2 separate regions of the Homo sapiens genome follow, and region 2 is linked to region 1. Evidence: chromatin contacts called from ENCODE Hi-C data. All regions are on one chromosome and are shown on one strand. Each heading gives the region's core, a stretch centred on a gene start or an enhancer-like site at or near the end of the contact. The rest is flanking DNA. Distances are from core to core; before and after follow the strand shown.

Region 1 (3,414 bases), core at 574-3,073:
AAACTTAAAAAATTAAAAAAATTACAAATGGTACTTGTCTCTTACCTTACCTAGTCCCTACCAGATACAATGCTTGGCATGTCTAACTTGCTCTTGCTTGCTTGTTCGTGTGTCCCATGGCCCCTCAAGGACCTTCTGTGCTTTTGGCTCCCAGGGAAGCAGCCTTCCAGCTGGGATATGCTAGATTGGGTGTATCTCAGAGAATTAATTTCCATATCCCAGACTTCCACATGTACTCTTTCCTAATAAGATTGGCCTCAGAACATGCCTGCAGGGAGATATCATGAGAAACATTCTTTTTTCCCATCTTGCTTTCTGTGTTCAAAAAAAAAGTATACCTCTCCTGATTTTATGCTGCATTGTCTAAAGTTGTCATATTTATGTTGTTCTGAATAATTTCTTCATAATTTTAATGATAAGCCAATCCAGAAGAAAAATTTTAACATCTAAAGTCTTAAGATTATAGCAAATTAAAAAAATTAATTTGACTAATATTATTACTACACAGAATTATAATAGAATGATAACATATTTTTAAGCGTGAGGTCCCTTAAAAATGAGGTAATATTGGGGAAATGAAATGGAAATATGAGTTCAAGGAAAAAAGTTCTATTAAAAGATCATTCATGTATTTTAAAATTTTAGATGATAAATATATCATTTCTATCTATATTCCTTTGGATAATGGAAAAATATAATTGGTATCTATATTCCTTTGGCCATATAGAAATGCATTCATTAACATTTTGTTGTAAAGTGTCAATATTGACTACGTGCCATAATTACATCTTTGCAACTATTTTAACACGGGAAGGGAAACTTGAAGTCTCATCTGAAAAAGGTTCAAGAGGATATGTAGGTTTCTAAAATTGTTTTAGGAGATATGAGAGTAAACAATGTTGCCTCGCTATGATAAACCATAGATGAATAATGACTAGATGAATGAATAAGCAAACCAGCAACTGAAAGCAAGAAATCCCTTCTAGGGTAAATACAACTGAAAGCAAGAAATCCCTTCTAGGGTAAATGAAACCAATATGGGTTGCATGACGTTTATCCAATGCCTTCATGTCTTTGCATCTCAATTGCTCATCTGTAAAAAGGAGATGGTGATAACTGTTTGTGAGCCTTAGATGAGGTCATGCATGTAAATGTGCTTTGCACCTGGCAGGTCCTCAGTAAGTGTTTGCCGAAGTACTAGGTGGCAATGCAATTTGGGTATATCCATCTCTTCCTGTCCTAAGGGATGCTGGTCAGTGTACCAGAAGTAAAACAAATTGGCTTCTATGGCTGCACACCAGGACAGGTCTTGATTACATGAAGGACCTTACTAAACACCCTTCCATCCTAACAAAAATATGTGGAGCATTTGACCATTGCACAGGGATGAGTTCCCACTTTACTCCCACAAATGTGATTTGTGTCAGCTTTGCCCTACAAATGATGTGTTTGTGGACATTCCATCTTTGGAATCTATTAAAACAGTCATTGTCAAGTATTTATTTAGAGTCAATAGAACTACTATGTATTATATAAAATATAAAACACAGGCAGCATGCTTCATGCCAAAGTGGTTACTGAATCTACTCTTTTATAAATATACAATATTGACTGATCTTCCAACCAACTGAATTACAAGCTGACCAGTACACACACAAGAAGTCATTTCTTTATAACAGTTGATGACAGGCCTCTGTCACCAAACTGTATTGGAAGTTGGCCTGGCATTTAATAAGCAATGGTGACCAATTAAGGAAGTGAAATGCTTGTGCAAAGTGCCTAATATAATAAGGTTTTTGCCCATTACTGAGACATCAGTGATGTCCCAGAAGAGAAAGTGACTCTGGTTACAAAGTGGAACCAGGCCATGCTAAATTAGAGCTGCTTCTATACTAAGGCTACCAGTCATCTTTAACATCAAGAGTGCTCACTGAGCTCTTCAGACATTTACCCTAAAACAAGAGATGAATTTTAAAATGAGTCTTTTGATGCTCTCTGGAGAGCAAACCCTTAAGCTATATTCCTATAAAAATTAAGAATCTCATTCCAGACCCCAATTAAACTAAAAAATATTGTAGAGAGAGACAGAAAAATCAAGTTTCTACAATGTGCCAGCCACTGGCTAAGTGTTTTCCCAGATACTGTCTCATTACTCTTCACAGCACCATTGTGGGGTGGGCAGCATTCCTTCCATTTCACAGATGAAAATACTGAGGTTCAGGGAGGGTTCAACTTGGGACCAGGCTTGAGTCGTTTACCTGAAACAAAACCCACATTCTTTCCCCTTCACCTTATTAACTCTAATCTTGGCTGAAAAAAGTGAGTGCTCAGAAAAATAAGGGTTATAGAAGTGAGATTAGCATTCATATTCCAATGGAAGTGTCCATCAGAGTGGTTCTAAATCTTGGCTACGCATTGGAATTGCCAGTATTCCAGGGTTTGCACAACTTGCTTGTAAGAAATCTTAGGGCAGTGTTTATCAACCTATAGCAGGCTTCAGAACCACCTGGAGGTTTGTTAAAACAGATTTTTGGGCCCTGTCCCCAAAGTTCCCGATTCTGTCTTTCTGGGGTTGGCCTAAGAATCTGTATTTCTAACAAATTTCCTGTGGCTCCAGGTTGGGGACCTCACTTTGTGAACCACTGGCATAGGGCATTGTCTTGCAAAGCGCAGTCCTGTCCCAGAGTATCCAGGTTGGAATTAGGGACTCAAATGCAGGTTCTTGGCCCTGGCCCAAATCTATAGGATCAGATCTCAGAGGGTAGGGACCGGGGATCTGCCTCATAAACAAGTGTTCCAGATGATTCTTTCACTTGCAGAAGCATGAGAACTGTCATCCAATGGGTCTTTGAACTCCTTCATCTCATATACAGCCCAGCTTTTAAATACTGTCACATTTTGAACGACAACTGCACAGCAGAACTGCATTTACAGTTGACCATTAGCTGCTGCTGTGACTTGCTTCTGGTTATTTAAAATGCCCACAAGGGATCTCTTAGCCCATGCTTCATAAATAAAGCCCAAAGAAGAAATATTTATTCATTCATTTTTTTAAAAACTCTCCAGTTGTCAAGTTTCCGACTCATCAGGGGGAAAGACTGATTAGTGGTTGTTTCATGCTTCCCCACACAAGTGAAATCAGGAGGAGAAAAGCATTCTATAAAAGAGCTTATTTCCCTTCCTCTTCGCCTCTCCTGCCTCCTCATTTACCCTTAGCTATTCAGTTTCATCAGCCCTTGTGAGAATATAGCTCTGACTTTGAGTTTAAAGGGGTTGGGCTGCTTGGAGAGCAGTGCCCTCCCTGCTGCTCTTGCATCTGGGAAGCTGGATCACCACGGGGACTTCCCCCAAGCCGGAAAAGGTCGACCAAATCCCCATTCAGAGGTGGAGGGCGGGAAGCCAGGCCCAGGCTCG
Region 2 (3,371 bases), core at 218-2,717, 3.5 Mb before region 1:
GGTGCAGAATAAATAAATATAAATAACATTGAACCAACAGCAGTTTCTGAGTGTGGACTGAATTACCACAGGGTGTGCAAGGGGAGTGTGTCCACCGTTTTGTAGCTTAGCATGGTTTCTGGAACTTAGTTCATGTTCAACACATGTTAGTAGTAGTAGTAGCAGTAGTTGTTGTTATTAGTATTATTATTATAACTACATGAACCGGGCATTTTAAAATTTATTTCAATATTTAATTTAGAGAAGTACATGTATATATATTTTGGAGACAGAGTCTCACTGTATCTCGAGTCTGGAGTGCAGTGGCATGATCTCACTCAGCTCACTGCAACCTCCACCTCCCAGGTTCAAGCAATTCTCGTTCCTCAGCTACCCAAGTAGATGGGACTACACGCACCCACCACCACGCCTGGCTAATTTTTTTATTTTTAGTAGAGACAGGGTCTCACCATATTGGCCAGACTGGTCTCGAACTCCTGACCTCAAGTGATCTGCCCGCCTCAGCCTCCCAAAGTGTTAGGATTACAGGCGTGAGCCACTGTGCCCGGCCCTTGGCAAGGCTATGTTAAAACAAAGGATGTTATGGGTTACCTAATAACTTGACATAGTGTATTTTTTTGTTTTGTTTTGTTTTGTTTTTGTTTTTGTTTTTGTTTTGAGACTGAGTTTTACTCTTGTCGCCCAGGCTGGAGTGCAATGGTGTGATCTTGGCTCACTGCAACCTCTGCCTCCTGGGGCCAACCAATTCTCCTGCCTCAGCCTCCGAGTAGCTGGGATTACAGGTGTGCGCCACAACGGCCAGCTAATTTTTGTATTTTTAGTAGAGACGGGGTTACACCATATTGGCCAGGCTGGTCTCAAACTCCTGACCTCAGGTGATCCATCCGCCTTGGCTTCCCAGAGTGCTGGGATTACAGGCATGAACCACCGTGCCCAGCCCATAGTGGTAATTTCTTAATGCCTTTGTGGAACCAGCTCAGTGGTTGGGACACTTTTACAGGTGAGTGGGCTTTGAAGCATAAGGCTCTTCAGGGCAAGTCCCTTAGGAGCAGCCTTATAAAGACGTAAGGCAATGCTGACCTCTCTCGTGGCATGGGTCTCCCCTCTGGGCAGCAGCCCCTGCTGATGGCGGGGATAGTTCAGAAGGAATTTGGTGGCCGGGAACGTCCTCTGTGCTGAGCGCACCCTCTAGTCCTTTGCCATGCAGCTGTGGCGATTTGCGTAGCCTGTGCTATTTATAACTGCATATTTGCTCAGAAAGAACCATCTCATTTTCTGACTGCAGCTGCCCACACGGGTCTGGCCGCCGCTGGGGTTTTCCAGCAGGCCACCACGCCGCCACATCACTTGAGAGCATCTTCCGTGGGTTCTGCCTCGTTCTCCTGCCCTCATGACGTTCTGTGGTTTCACTTTGGCTCACTCATTCATCTCACAGCCATGCATTGAGCACCTACTATGGGCCAGACACTATCCAAGGCCCTCAGAAAACTGAGTGAGACACATGTGCTGCAAATCCCTCCCTCAAGTAGCTTGCAGGCTATGAGGAAGACTGATAGGCAATTTACTGTGCAGGTTCTTAGCCTTTGGTGTTAGTTTCTACCTTCTCTTCCTCTGTTTTCAAACCAGATCCTTGGCGGGAACCTGCCATGCCGCAAGCTTGTTTTTGTCTTTCCATTCACTGTCAAACTCTACCACGTGATTGCACCCACTCATTAAATGCCCTGCAGCCTGGCTTCCTGCCTAGATCACCAGTCACTCATACCGGCTACCCTCCCTTTACCCTCACGTTTCAGTTCTCTTTTGACTGTGAAGACCTAGTGTTGGACCCAGTGGAACACCTGTGTGTCTCCGCACGTGGCGCCCGCGCTGGCTAGCCTCACTCCTTTGCTCTGCTCCCTCTGACATGGGTTCTGTCACCTCCTCTTCCCTTGGGACCCAGGAGCCCTGACTTCAACCTGATCTTCCTTCTCTCCAGTTCCCAAACCCAGCCAGTCCCAGGCCGTCGTGTTCCCTCCCATCTCTGGAGGACTCATTTGGCAAGTGTCATGATTTACCTTGTGGTTTATCAAGGGGTACTGTTGATTGGTAGTTATTTTTGTCATCTCATAATTTGAGTTTTCATGCAGATTGTGAATGGTCCTTGTTCACAGAGCTAATAAGCAGTCCCTTCTGGCTGAATCTGCTGAGGACTGGCAATAGATATTTTCCCTTCTCTTTAGCTAGTTAGCTAGTGTGCCAGGCCTGGCCTGTGAGGCCATTCCTTCCCAGCTGTGCTGTGTAATGCAGGAGGCTGGCCCTTGTGGGCTATTTCTTAGGATCCGGTGTCAGCTGCTTTCTGGCTGGGTTTGGCCAATGGAAGGCACCAATGGGAACTGCATGGTGAGAAGAAGAGAGAAGCCACAATGTTTCTCCTTGCCCTTCCCTGTCTTGAATGGCATCTACAGCTCCAGCTCCTACCAATCAGGCCCCTGTGGTTCCAGCTTCTGCAGGGTGACCTGGCTTCTTCTGGCTTCTGGTAACACTGCTTCCTCCTTTGATCCTCCACTTTAGGGGCAGTATAGCTTCCTGTCCCTGCTCATCTCTGGGTTATGTCACCGTCTCCTAGTAACTGCTCAGCTTTGTTGTCTCCTGAGCAACCAAAATACTCAGAGTGGTTTCTGTTCCCTGGCTAGATTATGGCAGACATGGTTATTCCTGCCTTCTTCCCTTCCTTCCCTCTCTTCTTCCCTTGTTCCCTCCCTTTTTCCTTCCTTCCTTCCAATTAGTTATTTATTGCTGCATAACAAATTACTCTAAAACCTAGGCAATAAGCATTTAAGAGCTCACAGGTCCTGTAAGTAAGGAATCTGGGCACAGCCTAGCTGGGCACCTCTGGCTCAAGTTGTCTCATGCAGTCAAGCTGTTGGTAAGGGTTTTGGTCTTATCTGAAAGCATGACTTGTGAGGGGGCTTCATCCCCAAGATCACTTGCTTGGTGGTCCTCAGCCCCTTGCTATGTGGCCTCTCTGCAGGACACCCTTGTGATGTGGCAGCTAGCTTCCACCAAGGCAAGCGGTTATAGAAAGGGAGAAGGGGAGAGAAAGCCCGAGACAGAAACCACTGCCTTTTTATAGCCCAATCTTGGAAGTGGCATCTGATCTCTTTTTCTGTATTCTATTTGCTACAAGTGAAGTTAATAATAAGGCCAGCCCATATTCAAGAAGACACTACACAAGGGTATGAATACCAGGAGGTGTTGATAATTGGAGGTCATCTTAGAGACTTCTTGTCTTTCTTTCCTCCTTCTCAACCTACCTCCATCCCTTTCTTCTTCCTTCTGTTCCTTCCTTCTTCCCTCCCTCTCTTCCCTCCCTCCCACTCTTCCCTTTGTTC

What was found. Hi-C counts contacts between places; a loop is a spot of excess contacts on that map. Pooled maps may share reads with other maps.
Region 2: a loop to region 1 is called in a map with no recorded cell type, with 14 times the contacts of the local background. The contact joins two enhancer-like sites. A Hi-C loop is called at or near these places in 3 of 37 single-sample maps with no recorded cell type and 3 of 50 pooled maps.

Annotation. Positions count from the first base shown.
Region 1 is chr7:22,445,590-22,449,003 of GRCh38, reverse strand. The region is part of intron 4 of STEAP1B (STEAP family member 1B); the gene reads left to right. Among named protein-coding and RNA genes, the nearest start is that of STEAP1B, 53 kb to the left of the region's middle. RefSeq lists enhancers at 859-928, 939-988. Within about 2 kb of position 1,823, at least 2 of the 41 ENCODE cell types and tissues checked have a DNase peak (open chromatin) inside an H3K27ac peak, as active enhancers do.
Region 2 is chr7:25,966,712-25,970,082 of GRCh38, reverse strand. The region is part of intron 6 of LOC105375199 (a long non-coding RNA gene); the gene reads left to right. Among named protein-coding and RNA genes, the nearest start is that of MIR148A, 18 kb to the right of the region's middle. RefSeq lists enhancers at 1,086-1,525, 1,976-2,035. Within about 2 kb of position 1,467, at least 5 of the 41 ENCODE cell types and tissues checked have a DNase peak (open chromatin) inside an H3K27ac peak, as active enhancers do.